Regions from separate parts of the Mus musculus genome. Here regions 2 and 3 are each linked to region 1. Evidence: chromatin loops called from intact Hi-C (ENCODE). Cell type or tissue: left cerebral cortex. All regions are shown on one strand. Region 1 has its middle 130 kb from the start of Gm46853. Region 2 has its middle 72 kb from the start of Gm46853. Region 3 holds the start of Gm42284 (a long non-coding RNA gene).

The links. Peaks named below come from ENCODE experiments on the same cell type or tissue, not always from the same donor. Only the 100,000 strongest peaks of a DNase experiment are listed, where the experiment ranks them.
Region 2: it touches region 1 in a loop (4-fold over the local background); 3 of 42 quality-filtered maps call a loop at or near these places.
Region 3: a loop joins it to region 1, with 2.3 times the contacts of the local background. A loop is called at or near these places in 3 of 42 quality-filtered maps.

Annotation. Positions count from the first base shown.
Region 1 is chr4:47,816,292-47,824,291 of GRCm38, reverse strand. No RefSeq gene overlaps it. Among named protein-coding and RNA genes, the nearest start is that of Gm46853, 130 kb to the left of the region's middle. In left cerebral cortex, a CTCF peak has its summit at 5,373; DNase peaks (open chromatin) are centred at 3,514, 4,017, 5,345 and 5,728; H3K27ac peaks cover 327 bases.
Region 2 is chr4:47,878,237-47,886,236 of GRCm38, reverse strand. No RefSeq gene overlaps it. Among named protein-coding and RNA genes, the nearest start is that of Gm46853, 72 kb to the left of the region's middle. In left cerebral cortex, no CTCF peak of the experiment used is centred here; DNase peaks (open chromatin) are centred at 4,006 and 4,461.
Region 3 is chr4:47,605,173-47,613,172 of GRCm38, reverse strand. Gm42284 (a long non-coding RNA gene) reads left to right here and starts at 7,096. Exons shown (of 3, transcript XR_881261.2): 1 at 7,096-7,156. Gm32487 (a long non-coding RNA gene) reads right to left here. Exons shown (of 3, transcript XR_390552.3): 2 at 7,039-7,216; 3 at 538-5,239. In left cerebral cortex, a CTCF peak has its summit at 4,218; DNase peaks (open chromatin) are centred at 3,339, 3,582, 3,811 and 4,283; H3K27ac peaks cover 1,282 bases.

The DNA.
Region 1 (8,000 bases):
GTTAGTGGAGAAGATGGCAGCGACGACTCCAATCCCATTTCGGCAATGTGTGCCCATGTGTGCAAAGAGGCTGCTCCCTCACGTGCAGTCACTCCGCCTGCTGGAGTCTCACTTCTGGTCCCTTTCTGAAGACGGAGATCAGCATGCTATTTATACCCCGTGGCTAGAAGCATTTCTCTCCTTCCTCGCTACATACAACTGTTATTAGTATGTCTGAAAAATATGGTTTTAAAATTCAGTCAAAGACATCATGAGACTTATCAAACTTTTCCTAAGTAAGAGGCAGCCAGAAGCGAAGAGAAAGTCTGTCCAGGGTTAGGATTTTAGTCTTTGGAACCAAGCAAACTTGCTGAGAATTTAGCTTCTTAAGCCCTGTGTGTTAATCCGCCTGATCTTCCATTTCCTTATCTTCAAAATAAAAGTAAGATTTATTTTTGTTTGTATTGTTTATATTCATTAACATGATACTGTGCTGCAGAAGTACATTTTCATACAAGTATGTATGGTGTGTCGAGCATTTCCCCATACCCAGAGATGAGATTCATATACTTGGCCTCACTGAACAGTTCGGCCCTGTTATTGATGCTGACCCAGCATGTCACACTGCTTCTAACAGCAGCTGTTTGTCAATCAGAGGGACATTAGCCTTCATCAGCCTTCACTTCATTGTGTCTTTTGGGCCTTTCTTTGACCTCTAATGGCCTATGAGATTATTACTTGTGAACACAGTCAAGTTCTCACCCTGAGGGATGCTGCCAAGGGGAACACAAAAGCAACTTCTGCTTTCTCCTCTGAAGCTACGCGTGCTTTGGATTACATAGAACTTGGCCAGGCCGGTACTCCGCCACCAGAGATCACTTCTTAAGGCAGTGTATACGTGGTGTAGCGAGCAGCATGGCCTCCATGCACTTGGGATGACTATACGACACAGGGACGAACGTCTTTGTTTGTACTAGTTAACATTCTCCAGATGCAGAGAAGTCCCAGACATGAAAATCTTCCAGCCTGAGTCATTTGGGACTCAGTTTCTCGAGACCTGAGCATGTCTCTGCACAGTCATATTGGTAAGAGGCACCGGCCTCTAAACTAAAAGACATGACCTGCATGCAATTTTATTAAAGAAAATAAACTCTTTGAACCATCACGCAAGCTTCTGAGAAAGGTACTGACCCAAATCTTCCCCCACTCCCATGATACCTCTCTGCCCCTCAATGCCACCGAGTCTATAGTTACCAATGATCCTGCCTGGGTTAGTGAGCATCATTTCTGGGTCATAGTAAAAAGTCTGTTAAGGTTCCCGTCTGCCACCACTGCCTTTAGTAGCCTGCTGACTCCTGGTTTTCTTTATTTTTTCCTCGTGAGGCAGGATATAGAGCACTGCCTCACTATGTAATCCAGAGTGTTTGGGAAATTGCTACGGACCTGACCCTGGTCTCAAACTTACACCACCCCCTCCCTGTCTTAGCCACATAATTACAGGTGTGTACCCCAACATCTGGCTTGGCCTGTCACCTTTTTAGCCATTTACCATTCTAGTCTGGACATTTAGCCAAAGTCTGATGAGACAGAAGGAAGAAAACAAAATATGGTCCTCAAAACAAGCAAGCAAACCAACAACCACTGTTATGTGGAGGAGTTAATGTTGAAGAACGGAATGGTCCAAGTGGTATGGGCAGGAGGAAGGTTTGGGGAGCAAGGAGCAAAATAATGGCAGCCTCTTTGTGGTGTGCCACTCAAATCAGAGCCAGAAGTTAAGTGGGACACAAAACTCAAGGCTCAAGGGGAAGAACTGAGGCCTCTTTCTCTGTCTCTGTCTCTGTCTCTGTCTCTGTCTCTGTCTCTATCTCTGTCTCTGTGTGTCTTTGTCTCTCTCTGTGTCTCTGTCTCTGCCTCTCTCTCTGTGTTTCTCTGTCTCTCTGTCTCGCTCTGTTTCTCTCTCTCTCCCTCTCTCTCTCTCTCTCTCTCTCTGTATGTGTGTATGTGTGTGTATCTTTCATAAGGCAAGGTCTCATGCAGCCCAGCCTGGCCTAGAACTTGTTATATAGCAGAGAACATGAACTTCTAATACTTTTCTTGTCTGCATCCCCAAAGCGCTGGGACTACAGGCATGCACCATCTTGTCCTGTTTATGTCTTCTGGGAGTGGAATCCAGGGGCTTTGTGCATTGCTGGGTAAGCATCAGCTCTACTCTCTGTCCACATACTTTTCTTTAATAGGCAAGAACTCTCCCTTTTCCTCTTTGTTCAGAAAAGATAAATGTTCCATCTACGTTAGCACAGGTATGCAATAAACAGAGCCTAAGCATGGTGCCTAGCCCTCCGTGGGGTTCACCATGTTTATTGCAAGGATGAAGACTGAACAGGCAAGTAAGTGAGCACAACAGGTTCCCCAACTACGTGCTGTGGTTGCTGCTACACAATACTTGTTGTCTGGTCAGCATATTAACAATCATGGACTGCTTTACCATCTCTAGCAACATCTCAAGGGCAGACATACGGGCCCTCTGTGGTCCTTAAGTTCATGTAAGCTTCTGTAACAGAAGTCTCTTCCTAGGAAAATCATACACAGGACATAGAAAGTCCACCATACAGGTTTAAAAATAGCTCTCTCTCTCTCCTTTCTGCCTCCAGCCTCAATTCCTTTGCATCCCTGCCCACAGCTGTCAGGAACTTGGTGTGATCGTACCTTGAACCACATTTGTCATGTGTTTTGCCTGTGGTCTTTCTATGGTCTGCAGGCTGGAGTCACTTCCCCCGTGGCTGTCATCCTTATCTTTCACTTCATTAATTCTCCCACTCATTTGAGGATTTGTTGAGTCCCTTAAAAGTCAGGCTTTGGGTCCTGATGAAACCCGAGGTCCAGAGCATAGACACAGCCTCACCTCATGGAAAAAAAAATAGTAGTAGATGAAGCTCATTCACATGATGGTGGAATGGTAGTTTTGGTGCTTGCCACAAAAAGGGGGAAGGGGAATCATGGGATGACGAGGTTGTTCAGTGGGAATTCCAATCTATTTAGAAGTCAAAACCAGCTTCCCCAGTGGGGGCAAATAGATGGGTAGGGGGTGGAGAGAGCATGGTGAGGCATGCTTACAGTCTCAGCGTGTCGGAGGCTGAGGCAGGAGGATAGCATAGTTTAGACCTACTGACTGGGTCCTAGGCAAGTCAGCACTATGTGCTGAGACCGCTTTCTCAACAAAACCAAACAGAATGAATGAAGGTAAGGACTCTGGCAGAGGGCAGAGCACATGTAAACAGAAATCTACTTTCCCGGGATGTAGAAGGAGCTCAGACGGCTGGAATGGTTTGGCTGACTTGACAGCCTTCCAGTGGCCTCCTGAGTCCACTGGACAAGGCTTTGAACAAGGCCCCTTGCATCTGTATCCTTTGTCAGCTCAGCTCTCAGTCCCTCACCACCTTCCCCCATCTCCTCTCAAGTCTTGTACTGAGTTCCTCAGAAATAGCATAGTTATTTTTCAGGCACCTACATTTTTTCTCTCCCTGCCTACGACACCCCCATACCAGATATCTGCATATCTCACTGCCTCTCTACTCTGTTGTTGGTGTTAAAATGTCACCTTACCAAGAGAGCTCTCTGTCTACTACAGAGCCTTGTAGTACTGGCTGCTCCTCACCCTCTCCTTTCCCATGGGGAGTATTTTCAAGGCTCCCAGTTGGCTGCCTGAGGCCTTATGTGGTACCAAGCTCTAGACAGAATGTGATTTTTTTTCTACATATGCATATGTGATTAATTTATAAATTCAGCTTTTGAAAAGATTAACAGAACAACTAACAGTAAAATAGAATGATTCCAGTAGCTTATAGTAAAAGCTACTCATCACTAATGGGTAGTTCATTTCTAGAATTTTCCATGTAGTGTTTCTGGACTGGAGTTCCTTTCAGGTACAGAAACTATACAAAGTGAAAGTGAAGAACAGGGTGGCTCCCTGTACTGCCAGCCAACCTTCCCGTCCAGGCTGATGATATTCAATGACTAGTTTCTCTCTAGTACATTGGCCAGGCTGCAGATGATGGTACCTGTAGCTGGCTGTATCCTTCTCACTTAGACCTGGGCCTGACTCACAGAAGGCTCTGAGCTGAGCTGAGGTATGGTCACTAACAGCTGAATAGGAAGAGTGTCACAGAGCTGATGCCAGAGGCAGCTGGAGCCAGATCTTATGGTTCTCATATCCTATCCCAATACCTATGCTCTTCCTGCCTTTGGGCTTTGGTCCTGCTGTGAAGACATTTTCCCTGTCCTGCTCTGTGGATAGAACTCCATTGGAGATCATGCCTCTCTCTCTCTCCTTTACTACACTTATTTCATTTCTCTCTCTCTCTCTCTCTCTCTCTCTCTCTCTCTCTCTCTCTCTCTTCCTCCCCCCCATCACCGAGAGTATGCCTATCCTAAGATTGTGAGAGGCATACTGGTTACCACAAGAATGTGTTCAGAACCTAACAAGAAAGGTAACAGATGCTACACCTGTGAGTTGTTAAAATAAAGGACTAAGAAGTCCAGGACACCGTCTATAGGCAGGAGACACCTGGACATGACATCGTCTAGAGATGCCCATGAAGACCTGATCTGTCACCTTTGTCACCTTACAGAAGGGGAAACTGAGCCCAGGAAAGCCCCCTGCTTCCTCTACTTTAGTTTCTGGATCTAGTCCGATGTCCTCCTGCCTTTTCCTCAGTTTACCTAGGCAAGTTGCTGATGTGCCTCTCAGGCAGTAGTTTGCTGTTGTCTTTTCTTATTTATACCCTCCTTGTTTCTCAGAGCAGTTAAGGTCACTTGCAGGAAGTATTCAATAGAAAGGTATACTACGGGTAAAAAGGGGGAGGCAGACGGACCACAGAAGGTTTATACAAGAAGCTAGATATTGGTGAGGTAGAAAGAGAAAGGCACAAATGAAGAACAGACAAAAGATGCCAAGATTGCTGTTTCCCTATGCAAATGTGGTTATGAGCTTCCTGACAGCCCAGGTAAAAGGAGACATGAGGTCAGTTATATGGAAGGGACAAGCTAAGTCTTCCTAGCCCTTATCTCTAAAAGGAGTTTCTGGGTGGTGCCACCTTCTGAGGACAGTGGTGGAAGTCAAGCTTTGAGTGCCTTTGGCCCACCTTGGTTGACCAGCTGTTCAGATTTCTTCTCTGACGTGGTTGTAGCTGCTAGATTTATGTGAAAAATCTTAGATCCTCATTCTCACCCTGCCGTTACGGTGGGGTTCCCCCGATCTGCCAGCACTACGTTTATGATTCAACCTCTTAGAATACCACGGTTTTCAAAGACCTTAAAAGTCATCGAACCCAACATCCCCATCCCGCTCGCTTTTCGATGCCTGAATCGTCTCGGCAACAACCCCATCAAGTGGCCGAGCCAGGCTTTTGCATGCCTCTGTGAATGGAGCATTCACTGCCTTCTGAGGCACCTTTTCGTACCTGTCCCGGAAGTGACTTGTTCTGTTGGTTGACTTGACATCTGAATCCAGGCCTTAGTTGTCGAGAGAGAGAGAGAGAGAGAGAGAGAGAGAGAGAGAGAGAGAGACATTTCAGTACTGGGGAAAGACATCAAGACACACTGGCCTGCAGGAAGAATCTCTTTGGGAATCCTGAGCTTCATTAGAACTAGACTTTTGTTCAAATGAAGTGTTAAAATTAAAGCAGTATATATGTGAGTGGGGCCAATTGGCATGAACTCACCGCAGCATATGGTGTGCTTCCTTTTATATACATGTTTAGCAGCTAGTGGGTACCAAACCTCACACAGCTCTCAATTGCTAGCACTAATGAAGGATCTGTTTGCCTTTGAGGATAAAGATGGTATCATTGATTCACAGTTGTTTTTCCAGGAGCGAAGAGCAGATTTTTCCCTCCTCATTCAAACTCTCCTGCTAGGTCCTGTTCTTCTCTCCATTCCTGCTGCCCTAATTCAGGCCTCTCTGTCTCCAGCCACGGCTATTTACCTACACTTTCCAGTTTTCCAGCCTCCAGTTTTGGCCCCATCTGATCCAAGGCTACATTACCAGAGGGTTCTTTAGAAAGCACCTGATCTAAAGCCTGTCTGGTGCAACTCAAGCCCTCAAGTGTCTTCTCTTAAATGCAGTATGGTCCAGGCTTCTTAGTATGTTACATAGGGATGGCGATATCACAGGGTCACTTGTGGATAACTGTTCCTCATCTAGGGGCAGTTTGAGCCTTCAAAGAATCTGATGCTTTCTGAGACAAATTAACCACAGGACCCAAATCCAATCTCTGTTTGGAAGCAGCAGTGGGGTTCTGTCAATACGAATATGACAGTCACTAATATCAGCATTGAGCGTTCCTTAGCACTCACTGTTGCCATGCCAGTATTGGAGACGTCACCTAATTCTCAGAGCAGCGGGATGCCACTCACACAACCCTGAGGGGGGATATTTTGTACCTAGTCCCAGCCATGGCAAGGATGTATCACTGTGTGTCGATGGCACATGGGGGCAGGCCCTAGGATGGCTGGTAGGGATCACAAGGATTTCCACAGTTTTATGGTCTGTCCTGGGAGCTAAACGGTCATCACCATCCAGACAGTGTAGTAGGGAGAGGGCTTCAGGGCTAGGGGAGGGAGGCGGTTGTGGGTGACTCCCTTTCTCTGTGTGTTCCTGGTGGGGCCCATATAGTGCTTCATCTCCAGGCCTGTTTTCTCCTTGGAATAACTGGACTAACAACCCTCTGTCTTCTCTACAGGTCCAGAGCACTGTGCCAGTGTAGTCCTGAGGAATGGTTGGAGTGGTGTACCTACAGCTTGGGCAGGTAGAGAGGGTACCACATGGATATGAGGAGTCCTGGCTAGAGTCATCGTCATTCCTGGCTTATGCTGAAAGCTTGAAGTTCCACGGGCTTTCCTGGGACTAAGAAGAAACCCATCTCATTACTATGAAGAAATGAGCTAGATTGACAAAGTCAGCTGGACCTCTCATCCATATTAGCTTGTTCCTGGTGTGTAGCTTCTAACAGTTTCTGTCCTGCACTTCCAGCCATGGGCAGCACACTGTCCATGCAGTGTGGCTCTCAATCCTGAGCAACAGCCTCTCCTCTTGACCACTCAGCTTGTTTCCGTCTCAATGCTTCCTTCCATGATATCCCGAGACTATGCCCAAGCCTGCCTCAGACACACTTCTCCTGGGTCTTTATGCAACTCAGGACTCCCTGACATACCCAAGGAAAGTCCATTTTGGTAACCATCCAGAATGCTAACCGAAAAAATATTTGGGGGTTTTCATGTTAACTCTGTCAAATCAAGTTAAAAAACATCATTCATAGCCAGCAATTACCAAATCCGCTCATGGCCTTAATGAAGGGACTTCCTCTTAGAATATCCATCATGAGAGGAACAAGACTGTTCTGTCCAGCAGCCATAGCCCCATCTGAATGAATGTCATATGGGGAATGTATCTATCTTAGAGGCCAGGAGAAATTGGTCTACTGGGGGCAGATTCTTGCTTTCTGAATTTGTGAACCTCTTTACTGGGTATCATCTTAGCTGGAACAGGTCATTCTTACTCCCCTCCCACCCCCAGGTATGGATGGCCCCTCATCCTTCCCCATCATCACCTGACACCTCAAGGCTCAACCTGAGGTGGATGCACTCCGTGGAGCAACTTCTACTCATAATCCATTTGCTATGTTCACAACATGATGTTGGTTATTGTCTCTCTATGGCACATGAAGAAACTTTGACCTTCTTGATCAGGCTGGCCAAAAGTCTGGGGAAGAGATGGCTTGGAAATGCAGAAAGTAAGGTCTCTCTACCACAGCTTCTCAATAGAATGGAGAATTTGATATAAAATGAATGCTAGTAAAAAAAAAACTTTTATTTTCAAAAACTGTGTGTGGGTTATAGTTTGCTGACTCTGAAGCAATGGGGTTGTGGGTGATGAGGTGGAAGATGGGGGAAGTATCTTACAGATGCAGCAAATATTCCTGAGTGTACGTGTCTGGCATGATAAAGAGCCTATATATAATTCG
Region 2 (8,000 bases), 62 kb before region 1:
TGCATTTAGGTCTCTGAAACTGTGAGCTGAAAACACTTTCCTCATGTGCTCTCAGGTATTTTGTCACTATTTTGTCACAGGAAAGAAAACTAGCACCAGCAACCACTCTGTCAATGCCTGTGCTGAGTTCTGAAGCAATATACAAGGAGAATGAGGTGATGACCTTGTCAGCAACATTCATGTCTCAACAGCATTCAAGATCAACTGGTCCCAGACGTATTTAAAGACAGAAGCAAGTGATAATACCGATCTTAAACACAAAAGTAAGCACAAAAACCGCATACTGTGACTTCAGGAATGCAAACTATTCTCAGAAGACTAGGAAAACTAGGTGAAAAATGTTAGAAATAAACAAGTTAATTATTTCATAGTGGGATGATGGTCACTCTTCTTTTTGTTTTTATGTGCTTAGATAAAAGATTATAAATATATCATCATGTAAAAGCAAATAACTGTTTTTTGGTGATACTCTTCTAAGAGAGGGACTATATCCTAAATCTTAAAGTCATTTCCCCTGACCTCATTTGTATTGAGCATTATTAGTCAAATTTCCATACTTATTATAAAATAGCTGAGGTAATTAGATGATAAAAGAAAAAGTTCTGAAAATAAAATTGAGACTACTACTAAGGGTGTTTCTATTAGGGAAAAGAAGAAGGGAAAGGCAAGAAAGGAGGCAAGGAGAATAGATATGATCAAAGAACGATCAATGCATCCATGGAAATGTCACAGTGACACCCATCAATCTGTAGAGATAATTATGCAATGTTACCATATAATTGTCATTGTGATAAACAAGTCATTGCATGACAGAAGAAAAAAAGGAAGGGCTCTATCTAACTGACCAAGATCCAGCTTAGCTCAGTGCTTTGGATGGTAGGCTCAGCAGCGTATCATGGAAGGACTTTGTGGTGGTGCAAAGCCTGCAGTCATAGGAGCAAAGAGAGAAAAAGCAGAGACCAGGTTCCACAGTCCTCAATGACCAAGGGACCTCTGATAAGACCTCAACTCCAAAGCTGCCAACCAGGAACCAAGCCTTTGAAACATGAGCTACTGGGGACAGTCAACATCTAAACTATGGCCCCCCTCCTGTCACTTGATCACTATAGCCCCCCTCCTATCACTTGTCCATCCATTCACTGTACCTCCCTCCCCCTGTCACTTGACTGTCCACTCTTAATGCAGCCTTCACTCTGCTAGTTCTTTTCATCTCACACTTTACTCTCTCTTTAGAACACCCAACTTGATGCTACAAAGACTCCTTCATTACCCTCACTGTTCTCAGGTTCACTCTGTCAAGGAGTAAGTGACCTTGGCAGAGCATCAGTCTGGAACCACAGGTTCTCTAAAGATGCTCCTTCAGGACGCCCAGGTTCTCTAAAGATGCCCCTTCAGGATGCCCAGGTGCTATCTCTGCCATAGCAGAGTCTTCCTTCCTTCCTTCCTTCCTTCCTTCCTTCCTTCCTTCCTTCCTTCCTTCCTTCCTTCCTTCCTTCCTTCCTTCCTCCCTCCCTCCCTCCCTCCCTCCCTCCTCCCCTCCCTCCCTCTCTCTCTCCTTTCTTTTTTCTTTCTTTCTCCCTTTTTCTTTCTTTCTTCTTACAGAAAATACATTCTTCTTTCATATAATACATCCCTACCACAGTTTCCCTTCCCTCCATCCCTCCCAGCCCCACCCCTCAACTTTCCCTCTCCCCCAGACCCACTCTCCCTCCATTTCCTCTTCAGAAAAGAGCAGACCTCCCCAGTGAGAAATTTTGGTTTCTTAAAAAACCCAATTATGTTATGTGAATATGTTTTTGTTTTAATCCCAGATGTGGGATATGGGGCTGCTTCAGATTGTCCACATCATCTAACTGTGATTTGTCTTCTACTCTGGCAGGGGTGTGATTCTGCCTGCTGAAAAGAGTTTATATTTGGAATTCTGGGGTCTCATGAGAGGGCATTAAAAAGGCCAGAGCCCTGAGAGGCTCCAGAGGATGCTATTGCTGTAGTCTGTCAAGAGGTTGTGAACAAAGAGATAAGAAGAAGAAATTGATATCCTGATGATGAAGACCAGCATTGCCCCAGGAACTCAATGTCCCTAAGCAGCAGGAAGTAGTTTAAAGAGAGCTATGTCCCCCTTTACCCTCAACCTTCTTTCTTGTCTATCTTGTGTTAGGGGATTGGAAGAGATTAGGGTAGAATGAGGGTTGGAATGGTGGTCGATATAAGAACCCAGCAAAATAGAAAAATTATAGCACCAACAGGCATCTAAGAGATGACAGCCAAACAGGACAAAACAAGATACATACAATAAGACAAGGCAAAAGCCTTCATGTTGAGGCTGGACTAGGCAACCCAATAGGAAGAAAAGAGTCCTGAGAACAGGCAAAAGTCAGAGAACCACCCACTCTCACTGTTAGGAGTCTCACAAAAACACCAAGCTAACAGCCATAACATATGCAGAAGAGCTCCTGAAGACCCATGCAGGCCCCCTGCTTGCTGATTCAGTCTCTGTGAACCCCTGTGAGCCCTGTTTAATTCATTGGGTAGGCTACAACCTGCTGGAGTCCTCCATCTCCTCTGGTTCCTACAGTCTTTCCTCTTCCTCTTCCTCTTCTGTGGAGTTCCCTGATCTTCACGGGAGGGACCCAATGAAGACCTCCATTTCTGCATAATGTCTGGCTGTGGGTCTCTGTATCTGCTCCCATCTGCTGCTGGGGAAGCCTCTGAAGAGGACTGGGCAGGGCACTGATCTGTGAATACAGCAGAGTAGGAATCATTCCTTTGATTTTTTTTTTTTTAATGCCAGTCATGTTTGGTTCTACCCTAGGTCTCTGGGCCACCCAGTCTCTGGTTCCTACCATCTAAGCTATAGGCTCAGCCATGGGCTTCTTATTGAGGAGTGAGGTTCAAGTTCAATTTTTAAAATTTCCTTCCTCCTTTGTAAGGGGTTGTCATGAAACTTCCAAGAACTAAACTATGTAGAGAGCCCAGCCTAGGGTCTACAAGGAGCAGCTGCTCTAAGAATTCCCCACTTTCCTTTCTCCCTCCATCCCTATCTTCTGCCTGAATAGAGGAATGATGTTCTTCAGGCCATATTGTCTGTGGTTCTTATTATATACATCTATTAAAGATCAGTTAGTCTATTTTGGTCACCATCGGAGCCAAAGATTGCCATCAAAACGTCTATTTATGCAAACAGAAGAGTAGAGTACGTTATTGATCCACCAATTAATGTTCTACTATTTTGGTCTAGTCTCAGGTTTTGGGAGGCTGTACTATCATTAGCAGAATGTCAGTGAAAAAACAATAAAATAAATATATTATATGGAATTAAAACTGGCAGAGAGGATTACTGAAGTTGCTTAGTTCACAATCATGGTTTTTCTAATGCCTGTTTTAGGTGCTCTTCTACCACTAGTGGGGTTTAAGAATAGTTGAGTCTTGGATGTTGACTGTTCGGGCAATTTGCTTTAGAATATTAGAAATTAATTATGATTTTTTTCTTGCGAAAAGATACCTTTGTCTTTCCACCTTGATCATCCAACTTGGCACAGAGGCTTTGTAGACTTGGATTTGTGTCCCAGCTTTATAGGAATAAGAACTAATTCTTACTTAATAAGGCCAGTATGCAGATTAAATCAGTCAACATCCAAATAATCACAGCTTTGAAAATGAGTGTAAGCCGTCATTTCTTAGTCTGATGCACAAATCATCCAGAAATAGCCTCTCCAGCCTTTCGCAATATATTTATTTTGTTTTCCCTCCATGCTTGCCCTTTCAGTAATAGCAACAAAAGAAAAAGGAGATAATAATCTTTTCAAATGGTAGCGAGCAAAGCAAGGCCAATCTTTTGTCACTTAGCTAGTGTGCTGCACACAGCGGATGTGAAATAGCTGTTAACATTCCTGGATGAAGGATGAACCAAACAGGCATATCCCGCCTGCCTTGCGATGGGAGCACAGTCACGGCAGCTTTTAAAACAGAGACAACCAAACTCCATCGAGTGCTAGCGAGGATCTGTGAATGTGCAACCAGCCACAGCTAACACTCTCCCAACCCTGCGTGCGATAAATTCTATGAGCATTAGGTTGGCTTCTGTAAATTTCAACTAGTCTGTATTTTTAACAAATAGACTTCACGTTTATACCTCTTCACTTCCTTAAACAGTGCTGTTCTAATATCTCACATTCCAGAGTGGTGTCAATCCTATATAGTGGATAAGAAAATTCTGCAGCTTGCTTTCAGGTAACAAAGAAGAAAAGCAAGAATCTTACTGTGAGCTCATGTCCTTTGGGTCTAAGCCCAGGGCACCAGGACAGAGGACTCCTCCCAACATTGCTGCTAATGCGGTCCCTGAGTGCTCCTGAGTTTCCCTGGGGCCTCAGATGAGACACTGGGAGGCAATTTGGTTTTGGAGGTGCGGAGGGGGAATCTGGCTGTTCTACAATTGTTTGCTGAGCCATCTGCTCTCTCTTCCTCTTCAGAAATGATGCATTTGTCACCGTGGGATGCTTTTGTCGAGTATTTGGATTATGTCACTCTCTCTGTATGTCACATGTGGGGCATTTGATGACATGCAACGCAGCCTACGTTGGTTTCCCTACGTAATGCAATAGGTACAGGCTTGATTGCTTCCCATCCGCTATCTGAACAGTTTTAATGTCATTTAGATAAGAGTCACGTGTCTGCACAACAATAGGAGCCTCCGGATTTTAAAGTTCCTTTTTTTTTTTTTTTTCGTATGCCACTAATAAGAATCAGGGAAGATGCCATCATGCACATCTAGGTGCACAACAAAAACAGAGCCCAGGAACTGACTGCTTCCGAAGGACCTGCTCCACACACAACTCAGTGTGTTCCAGTAACAACACCAGCTTATTGGTCATTGCGTGTTGTCAGTTGTTTTGCAGATTAGGATCCAAACCTGCTTGCGCTTACTGATAATTACCCACAGTATCGCCGTGTCAGTGTGTGAAAGGCTTGTCTGTGGGTGGGAGAACTCATCTATATCACTGAGAATGTTTGGTAAGATGGTCACAAGCAGACTTGGGGGAGTTCTGTTACTAATTCCCACGGTGGTAACTCCCTTCTTCAGGTCTCAGTTCTCCTCTTGGTACAATGTCCCATACAAAATATCTCTGATAATTCTGGCTCTGGGGGCTCTATAGCTAATTGATGGTTAATTGATTTTGTAGGGATATCTTTCTGGTAATGGTAAAAGAACCCAAACATTTTTAGTCACTCTCTGTGACCTGAGAGAGAAATCCCAGGAAGGTGATTAGGCTATGCTTGTCTCTAAGCATAGAAAAAGAATGGAGTGGGTTATCTGGCAACCAACTTTGCACAAAGCAACATTTTGGGGGGGGGGGAAATACACACTGTAAAAGTGCGTTTAGTTTATTTATGATTTATTAAGGCACATATAATCCCTCCAAACTTAAAGGGTGGCAGCTTCTTTGGTTGGATTTATTCATTGGATTATCTTTTTTTTAAAGATGTAATGAATATTCACTGTGTACCAACAGCCATGGATGCTAGGGTGAGCTTGTTCCATCACCTAACCTGGAAGCACCCTCTGTCTGATGAGGAAGGCAGGTCTGTAGGCAGAAAGTGCAGTCACAGAAAGGATGAGGAGTATACACAGCCAGCAAGAAGGAGGGAGAAAGCTAAAGCTGGGGAGGAAACAATGATGCAAAAGAGTCTCATGGGAAGTGAGGATTATTTCCTGGTAGGTGCTATATGTGATAGGGAGAAGGCATGGGGGGATGGGGGGGTGGTTTGAACAGACAGACCAGATAGAAGAAAGATACAGAGGTGTACCGAGTGGCGGAAAGTCAGTCTGCATGAGATGTGGATGAAAATGGCTGGAGGCAGATTAGAACCCAACATGAATAACCTCAATCCCAGTCGGAAGAGTTTAGATCTTTCTAACAAGGGCTTTAGGCAGTGGCCACACAAAGACAGTAGCAAACTTCAGTGAACGTAGACTGCCAGCTAGCTTTAGGCACTGACAATCTCTGAATAGTCTCCCTTTAGGAAGACTGTCTAGTTGCTGATAGTATGCTCCTGCTGGAAAACAGGGGGTTACAGGGGCTCATTAGCAGCATCTGATACGGCAGGACAGGAAGGGAAGTTTTGATTGAATATCACGTGAGGTCAAGGGTTCAAAGCAAAGGCTGACTCTAGACTGGTGGAACTAAACCTGGGTGGAGACTCCTTTGGAAGGTGGCATATCAGATATTTACATTACAGTGTACAATAGCAGCAAAATTATAGTTGTGAGGTAGCTATGAAATAATGTGGTTGGGGGGGGGGCTACCACAACATTAGGAACTGTATTAAAGGGTCACAGTATTACAAAGGTTAGGGACACTGCTCTAGACTCTAGAGTCCAGAGGGCGTCCATAAGCCAAGCAGCAAGAACAGACAGCTGGAGGGGTCCTGTCCCTAGTACCCTAGGACTTCCGACTAAAGCCTCTCAGTGTGTGTTTCCTTGGGAGGTACCACAGATATGGTTCTCTCTGGATGGTAACAGGTAATCGAATGGAGCATCAGTTTTCAGGGGTTTCAGGAGTGCTGAAGGACTTCCTGATCATCTAATCACGGTCAGGGGATGACGTATACTTTCTGGAGATATACATGTATATGTGTTTATGGATTTAAGCATACTTTCTGGAGATATACATGTATATGTGTTTGTGGATATTAAGCATACTTTCTGGAGATATACATGTATATGTGTTTGTGGATATTAAGCATACTTTCTGGAGATATACATGTATATGTGTTTATGGATATTAAGCATATTTTCTGGAGATATACATGTATATGTGTTTATGGATATTAAGCATACTTTCTAGAGATATACATGTATATGTGTTTATGGATATTAATAGGTTTTCTTTACCGATGAAATAAGCCAATTCAAGCTGAATTAAAAGTATAAAGTCAGGTTTACTGGGGGGCGGGCAGCTCAAGGATCTGGGACATGGACACTGTGTACCCTGTTCAAGGTAAGGGGTTTTATAGATCTTAGGCGAGGGGTGATGAATGTCAGCTAGAAGCTAGGATTGTGTCCAAATATGGTCAAAAGCTGAACTCCTGGGTGGACACTCTTGGATGGCTTGCCGGAACTGCTGAGGCGAGGGTGTGAATGATGAAATGTTAGCCTGGAGTTTTCTCTATGCAGGCGATGTTAAGGGAAGGGAGCAAACAGGGTTTCCCAGCATGTGTATGTGAAGGAGCAGGGGTTCCAATCAAACAGATATATATGAGTATATATGCTATATGCTTTCTGGACACATATGTGCACATATGTATTTATGAATATAGTGTGTGAATATCTATGGTGCATACTTTCTGGTTATATAATAAATATAAAATGTCAATATACTATAAATATATATTATGGTCAAAGAGCATGATATATTTAAATGAAAGTATTATGAATTACATCAGTTCATGCAATGAGCAGACACTAAGAAAAATTGTTTTAAAAGTTGAGTCAGAGGGTAGAGAATTGGCTCAATGGTTAAGAGTACTGGATGCTCTCACAAAGACTCAGGTTTGATTCCTAGCACCAATGGTGGCTGGCAACCATCTTTAACTCTAGTTTCTGGGGGTCTGATGCCCTCCGCTGGTCTCTGTGGGCACCAGGCACATACATGGTGAATAGATATACAGGTAAAATATCCACACACATTTTAAAAAGTTCAGATAAAGAAAAACCAGTTAATCACTAGAGTTGTGCAAGGGTTGATTCTGACTGGCGCATCCTGACCTTCATGTTGCTTTTATGAAGATACATTTGTAGAGGCCTTTACATTGTTCTCAGAGGTAAGTTTTTTCCAAACACTTTTACAAGATCCATTAAAAGACTGGTGTTTTTTCCTTTAAATGAGTTCGTGTGGTGATTGTAATGGTAGATTTCTTCTGAAATTGGAAGGGTATCCGTAGAATCACGATGTATAATCTTTGATGCAGTTGAAAACTCCAGTGAGTAAGTCTCTCATCTG
Region 3 (8,000 bases), 210 kb after region 1:
TCGGTGTGGTATCTTTTATAACAACAACAAAGATACGCATGACTTTAGGAGAAAAAACTAAATGACTGGCATTATTTTGTTTTATTATAGCATTGCTCAGAAAAACCAAAGACAGTTAACCTTTCACTCATTATCTACTATATTATGGGTGGATAAAGGCAAGCATGGTGTTAACTGTTGTATGCTTGCAGAAAATTTTCAGTGAACTATAATAGGTGAAAGGGCTTACCTGAATGTCATTTGGAAGAGAAAGCAAAAGGCTAACTTATCTCCTTTAAAATCTCTTAGTCTATAACTTTACTTTTTCTAGAATGTTCTATAATGTAAACTCATTGAGAAAAATTAATTGGGCTACTCACCCAAATGAAATTGAGATGGATCTAAGTACAACTTCTTAAAATAAGCAAAACTACTATCAACCTTTTTTTACCATTAAAGTATATTTTGAAGTAGCTACTTTTTTGTATACTAAAATAAAACCTTTTAGTGTTTTTGAAAAAAAAATAAAAAATTATTTAAATTTTTTAAAGTAGCCAGCTAAAAATAAAGGCCTTCTAAGATCCCTCCTGCATCCACAGTCAGTATTCTCAGGCACAGAACAGCCACTCTGCATTCAAACATCCACTGATGCCGGAGGATGCAGATAGATGTGGGGCTTCCTCACCCACGTCTAAATTAAACTCATCCATAGATGCATATGGCTGGTGAAGAGGTTGGTTTATGTGCCTGTGGGATTAGGAACAATAGAAATTTGTCTTACCCCACTTTTAGAAGGCAGGTGTCCCAAACCAAGACATCAGCAGTACTATGCCACCTCGGACACCTGCAGATGACAGACCATGTTTTGCTGCTCTCCGCTTCTTATGGCTACAAGCATCTCAAAAATGTGGCTCTATCACTCCAAGTCTCTGGTCCCACTGTCACACTGTCTCCTTCTGTCAGTTAACAACCCCATCTCTCTCCCCCAATACCTGAAACACACACACACACACTTAAATGAAGAGGCCATCCAATAATACAGAGTACTTTCTTCCTTGCAAGACCTTCAACTGAATACCTGTAAAGGCTATTTTTCCAAGTAGAGGACTAGCCACAGGCTCTGATTAAGACACGGGGTACATTCTGAGGGAAGGCTGTATATGTTACTCTCCTGATTGTTGTAGCCAAACACCTAACAAGGAGCAAGTTAAGGGAGGGAGGTTGATTTTGGATTATGGTTCAAGGGAACACAGTCTATCGGGACAGGGAAGTCATGGCAGCAAGATCTGAAGGCTGTTGCTCAAATCACTTCCACAGACAGAAGCAGAGGGATGCATGCTGATACTCAGCAAGCTTTCTCCTTTCCAAGCTGAACTGCAGCCCATGGAATGATGCTAACTAGATTCAGGGTGGGTCTTCCCTACCTCCAGTAACTTCATTTAGAAAATTCTGAACAGACAGCCCAGAGATTTGTCTCCTATATGATTCTAGATCCCATGGAGGTGACACTCGAGATTAACCATCAACACCACCTTTCAACTCGCTGGCGCTGATGATAGAGTCAAGTCACTTGTGAAGCCTTTAAATATAATGCATCAGATGCTGTTGCTGATGCAGAACAATGAAGTGACAGCCTCCAGGAAGCAGCTGCTGTGAGAGCTTGAGGGACAGTAAGAACCAGTGTCCATACAAATCACCTCTTCCTACAGGTGAGAATGAAGCCCACAGAGGATCCAAGATCACCCTTGGGTCACATAGCAGAGCTCGGTGTCTGACCTCCACAGGCCTTCCTTGACTGCCCTCCTAAGCTGTGTACAGTGAACCTCACTCAGCACACCCCACGGGGTGTCAGGGCCCCAGCAAAGCCAACACAACATCTTCCTTGGCTTGCCTTTTGATAGGGTCTTCTTGGCCCTTCTCAAAATCAACAGCATCTGCTCTCAAGCCTGCTGGGTTCCCAGAGAGGGACCAGATCAGCTCCCAACTTGCTGCATGGCCTCGAGAAAAGTTCTCTAAGCCTTCTTGTTCTGGTTTCTCTACCTCTCCTCTGGACGCTTCAGCTCAGCGTGTGATGAGGTGACTTTCTGCACAAACATGCTGTAATTTGGTAATTCCAACCATCTGAGCGTGTTTAACTTGGCCCTGGGCCATCCCAGGATGTTTGATAAAATCTGATCACTTGGACAAGTCCCAGGAAGGGAACAGATCAGAGTTTGCGTTCAATGTTGGGAGCCCACCTGATGGGAGAGTGTGTGTATGGGGGGGAGAGGGGGAGGGGCTGGCAGGGAAGAATGTTGAGACTTAAAGCTAGGCAGAAGACGCTGGCCAGGGAAGCAGACGGGTTCCTTACTCAGCCACTGTCAGAGACGCTTTCTCCTGCAGTAGATGGGAATAAATACAGAGAGCCACACCCAGACAATATGCAGAGAGGCAGAGACCGTGGGACACTGAGCGATGAATGGGACATCTTCATCAAATCCTCAGGGCTCGGGGGAACCTCATAGAAGAGGCGGCAGACCAAGAGATGGAGGATGCCAAGGAAACAAGGCCCTCTAAATCAGCATGATCAAAACACATAAACTCACAGAGACAGAAGCAGCAAACATGGGGCCTGCGCAGGTCTGCACCAGATCCTTTGAGTGTATATTATGGCTTCCAGTTTGGTATTTTTGCGGGATTCCTGGGTGTAGAGATGAGCGGGTCTTCGACTCTCGTGCCATCTCTTGGCCTCTTTTCTTTCTGTTTGTTTCATACAATCCCAATGTGTTGCTTTCTGTATTATCTTTTTTTAGTTTATTTTATTATTTCAAAAATACACTAGGAAAAGTAATTCAATGCATTTCAAAGAGAGAAACCGAGCCTTGGAAAGGGACAAGATTCACCCAAGCTCACACAACTAGTTAAAGCCAACACTGCAAGCAGCCTTACCTATTTTGACTTCTATTCCTTGCTCCTTTCCTGTATATCAAGATAAGAGATTTACTTTCCTGTGCTCTGTTCAGTTAGTAGCAGCTGCCTTGGATACTGTCTTCTAGAAGATTCTTAGGCCCTCCAGCCAAGTGAGAAGAAATTGGCTAGCTACACCTGGTCACACAGGAGCGAACAGGAACCTCCATTTTGCCAACCTTGATCTATCACGCTCATGGTAAGGAGAAACTGCTGGTGGGAACTTTGAGCCTTCTTCTCCATAGAGAAGCAACTGGTGGAAGCTAAAAGCCACATAACTAAGTCCGCACACACCTCCTGTTGGCGTCTGTCCCCTGAGTGGTCGGCAGTGCACAACTCAGGAGCTGCCCCCACACCCATAGTCAGAGCTTCCTAGGAAAGGCTAGGAAGTGACAGACGGGAGCGGTGACAGGGTGCCTGACTGCCAGCGTAAGAGCAGTGGGGGAGTAAGTTCCTAGGAAAGCTGAAGAAGACAGCTAACATGGGGGGCACGCTGCACAATGGGCACCCAGGAGTTTCTGTTGTGTTTTCTGTCTTGCTCCAGTCACAATACCACTGCTTAGGCTGACAGCGAAATTGGTTTGTTTTCATAAGCCCAGCTACAAAGCTCTGTGTAAACCGCCGATAAAGTGGCCAGTCCTCCCATGCCGAGGCTGAGGGCTGCTAAGATTGTGCTGAATTTCTGTGGGATAAAGATTAGCATCCCTGCTTTACACATGAGGAAGCAGAGGTGCAGGTGAGACGGGGAAATTGCTAGTCACACAATTGGTAGTGACAGAAGTGAGATTTAAATACAAGCCATGCTTGCCACTCATCTAATTAAAAACACTAGACCCAATCTGAGACCTAGTTTCAGAACCCATGGAACCAATCCTGGTATCCGTGCCTCCCATCCCAACACTTGGGAGGCTCCAGCAAGTCAATTTGCTGAGTTTGAGGCTAGCCTGGGCTATATGGTGAGCTCCAGGTTAGCTCAGGCTTCAATAGAACCTTTTCAGAGCAGAACCTGAAATTCCAACACCCTTTAATAGGAAAGCAAAACCATGGCCTTCGCCTTCTTTTGCTCACCAGACTCCAAACTACCACATTTCTCTGCCTCTGTGGGAAAAAAGTGACCCAGCATGTGAGAAGAATAGGTTCTCCACACAGTTGCCCTCCATCTTCTCCCCCAACACCAACACGAACCATCCAGGTTAAAGGATATTGGCACTGCCACACACTCTCCTCTTTCCCAAATTAATCAAGAAGCAGGAATTTCTGACAAACGCCATCTGCTGATTTTTCAGAGACAAGTTTTGGTGGTGTGACCAGCAGGTGCCTCAGCTTTTTCTAGCATGCAGTACCAAAATAGTCACCATGGCAACCCTTGGAGGGCAGCCTTCCAAAGGGATGCATTGTGAGCACAGAAACTCTAGAGCACTTTCAAGCGAGAAGAAGGAGGCTGGTGTTGGGTTTCCAGTATGGGCGAACGTGGCTTCTCCCCAGCCTCACACTGGGCCCCAGCCCCTGGGTGCTGGGCATAGTCAGGTCCCTCACTGCTCTGAGGTGAGTGTTTCCAGAAAGAGAAGAGAGGTGTGAATTATTGGCAGCAGCATCTTGGGTGTTTTTTGGCAGAGGTTAAGGTAGCACAGCAAAGCTAAACAACATGGGTCTGAGTTGGTTCCTGCCCAGACCTCGGGCAGCTGACTTAGCTCAAGTCTCAGCTTCTCATCTATGAAGCAGGCTGATAAATGGCACCTTCCTGTCCTAGGGAACCTTATAGATATAAGATAGGTGTGAGAGCTACTGAGAAGACATCCAGTGGACAGCACAAGCAGAGAGAGAGAGAGAGAGAGAGAGAGAGAGACAGACAGACAGACAGAGAAACAGAGACAGAGACAGACAGACAGACAGAGACAGACAGAGAAACAGAGACAGAGACAGAGACAGACAGACAGACAGACAGACAGACAGACAGACAGACAGACAGAGACAGACACAGAGACAGACAGAGACAGAGCAACAAAGAGGCAGAGAGATAGAGAGATAGAGAGTGAAGACGACTGGGGTATCAGAAAGCCTTGGGTTCCGAACCAGGCTCTGACTCTGGCTCCAATCTCATGACCTTGGGCAATTCACAGAGCTTGTCCAGCCTGCACCTCCACCTTTCCAGAATGTTCTGGGCCTGACAGCAAGGGCTGAGAAGGTTCCAGCAGTACAACACACATGGTCAGAGGTACACGAGGCTGCCCTTCTTGTCTCTCTGTCCTTTGTGCTCAGGAGACTTCATCCAGGGATCCTTCGGGGAGCTGGAACTTAATGCTTCCTTGTGACACTAAAACAGAAACACAGTATTTCAAGATGTCCCCCTGGGACAGCCCAATGTGAAGAGAGACCTGAGAGGAGCCAGGAGAGGACAAGAGACACATGGCAATACACAAATCTGACCTGGGGTGGGAAGGAAGGAAAATGGGTGGATCCTGGATGCTCAGCAGGCTAGAAAGCTTCAGGATTGCTGTACCAACATGGCCTGTTAGACACATTTTCTGTCTCTTGGAGATAAGTTTAGCTTTGTATCCCTGCCACACTCAGTCACTGATTGGCTGGAAGCAGCTACTAGAAATGTGGCTTTAATAACTGTGGGTGTAAACCTCTAGGGCTCTCAGTCAACTGGGGTCCCCATCTCCAAGGCATCCTCTCATTGGCAAGGTATTTTATCCTCACATCTTTTCCATGGACGACAACCACTTTAGGTATGTGACCACAAGCCCATGCCACCACTTCAGAAACCTGTAACCTATACCCACAATTCCGTGACTGGGAACACTATGGAACTTACACTCAGCAAGACCTCAAAACCCCAACTTGGCAAAACAAGATTTCCCCCAGCTCCATGAAATTACAGAGCTAAGGTGCATGTATAAGCTGCATTTAGATGTGTAGTCAAGCATGTTTATCTGCCTGTGAGACACACATGTCACATGTCATATGTGCCTTAGAGGATAGCATTTCTCTTCGTGTGTACATATGTTGTAATGTTATATAATGATACTATTAACACTATGTTAAGCAATGTACACGCAGCATTCTGACTGCCACCATTGTCACTGAGTTCATGGGTAGGTCGATTGGCTAGTGATGATGGAGGTACCATCCTCTTTCCAGCTCAGTTTTTCTCCTCACCATGCCAATAAGATGACACAGGCAGAGCCATGGTTTGAACCAGGAGTGTCTCCCTTCAAAATCTGAATCCTCCCTCGTCCATGCGACAACTCATTGCACAAAAGCACATATGTGTACCCACAAGGCGAAAATGGGGAAAGGAGCATACACGAAAAGGTGCAAGCTCATGGTTGATTAGTGACTGGCAGCTGGCATTGCCCTCAGAAGTCTCCCCATTCTCCAATGGAAATCACATGGTATATGTCATCTAGAAAACCTTGGTGGGTCCTTGCTGTAAGCGTTCCTAACATAGCATGCTGTGGCTCAAACTTCAGGGACACTCTGATTCTTCTAGTACAAGCTAATGACAATCTGTTCTTTCCCTGAACCCGTGTTCTTGTGACAAATTTTTACTTTGCTTCCTAGAGATTGCTGTGTCCTGGTTGGGGGATATTTTTTGTTTGTTTGTTTTGGTGTTTGGATTTTGTTTTTGTTTTGGTTAGATTTTGGTTTTCTTTTCGTGTGTGTGTGTGTGTGTATTTCCCCCTTGAGATTTGAGTTTTGTAAATCTTTTTTCTCTGCTTGTTTCCTGGCAGCCTGAAAGGCTAGTCTGAAGGAATAGCCTAGATCTGTTTCAGTTCACACTTGTTGGGCACAGGTATACTGCCTAAAATGCCCATATGTGACTGTATTTGATTTAGGGCCTTATCTGAATGATCAGAATGACCAGTTTCTAAGAGATGAGAGTTACTCGAGTTTATTCCATCAACAGGGAGCAGAACATGGTTGGGAGCTGAGCTCTGGACACCTAACCCCCCCCCCCCCACTATGCTCTGCTTCTCTAGACAGAAGATACCATCTGCCCCACAGCCTGCTTTTCAGGCCTTCCATTTGCTGTGCTGAATATCGGGAGCCAGCAGGACCAGCCAAGCTCAGGACAGGGCCACTCGGGGCCAGGACAGGTAGACTTACCTGGATGAGCACCAGCGCGGCTATCTGTATATCTGCTGTCTTCCCATTTCCTTTTGCAGTCTCCTTCCTCACTTCACAATGAAGAGGCCAACTTCTGCCAGTGCCGACTGCCATTCAGGTTCTTGTTTTTCTTTTTAAGAATTTGGGGGAAGAAACCCATCTCGTGCTCACAGGGGACCTGGAAAGCAGAAGCGTCTGGAGATCTGGAGCTGTTAAGGTAGAGAGGTGGCAAGTGTTTTCTAGGACATCCTCGGGGGGCCTGTGTAGCAGGTGGAGGGCAGGGAGCTGCCATCTGGCCAGTCTCCAAGGCTCTACTGTAGTAAAATGGGTGAGAGGGTAGATGGGACATAATGAAGGGACCTGCCTTCAGGGCCAGGCCAGAGTAAAATCACTGTACTTGCCAGGCTGGCTTAACAAGGCAGCACCCAAGTAAAGCCCCTAGGGAAGGACCCACAAGGCCATCTGGAAGAGACAGGTTTTGCTTTAGATCCCAGGGATAAGGCCAAGGCCAAGGATGAGCCACCAGAAAGAGGAGGGCAAATAAAAGATTCTATGGGAGTAAGGTCAGGGTGGACAAATCCAGGGGTGAAGGCAGTAGCTGGAGTGCAAAGTGAGCATGTGTGCGTATGTGCATGTGTGTGTGTGTGTGTGTGTGTGTGTGTGTGTGTGTGTGTGTGTATTATGTATTAGACAATGTGTTACTGGTATGATGCGTGTATGAACATATGCTACATAGGGAAAAGAGGTGGCATTGGATAAAGAATGAGAAATCCTGATGACAATAGGGCCTTTGGAGGTCACATGGGAGACGTACAACCAGGAGCAGCTCCTAGCTTCCAAACAGGCAATAGACCCTTGACTGAATGTCAAGATATGAGAGAGCAAGGAACCTCACTGAACAATTTAATCTCTCTTCAGAATTGTGTGTGTGTGTGTCAACATGCACACTATGGTATGTGTCA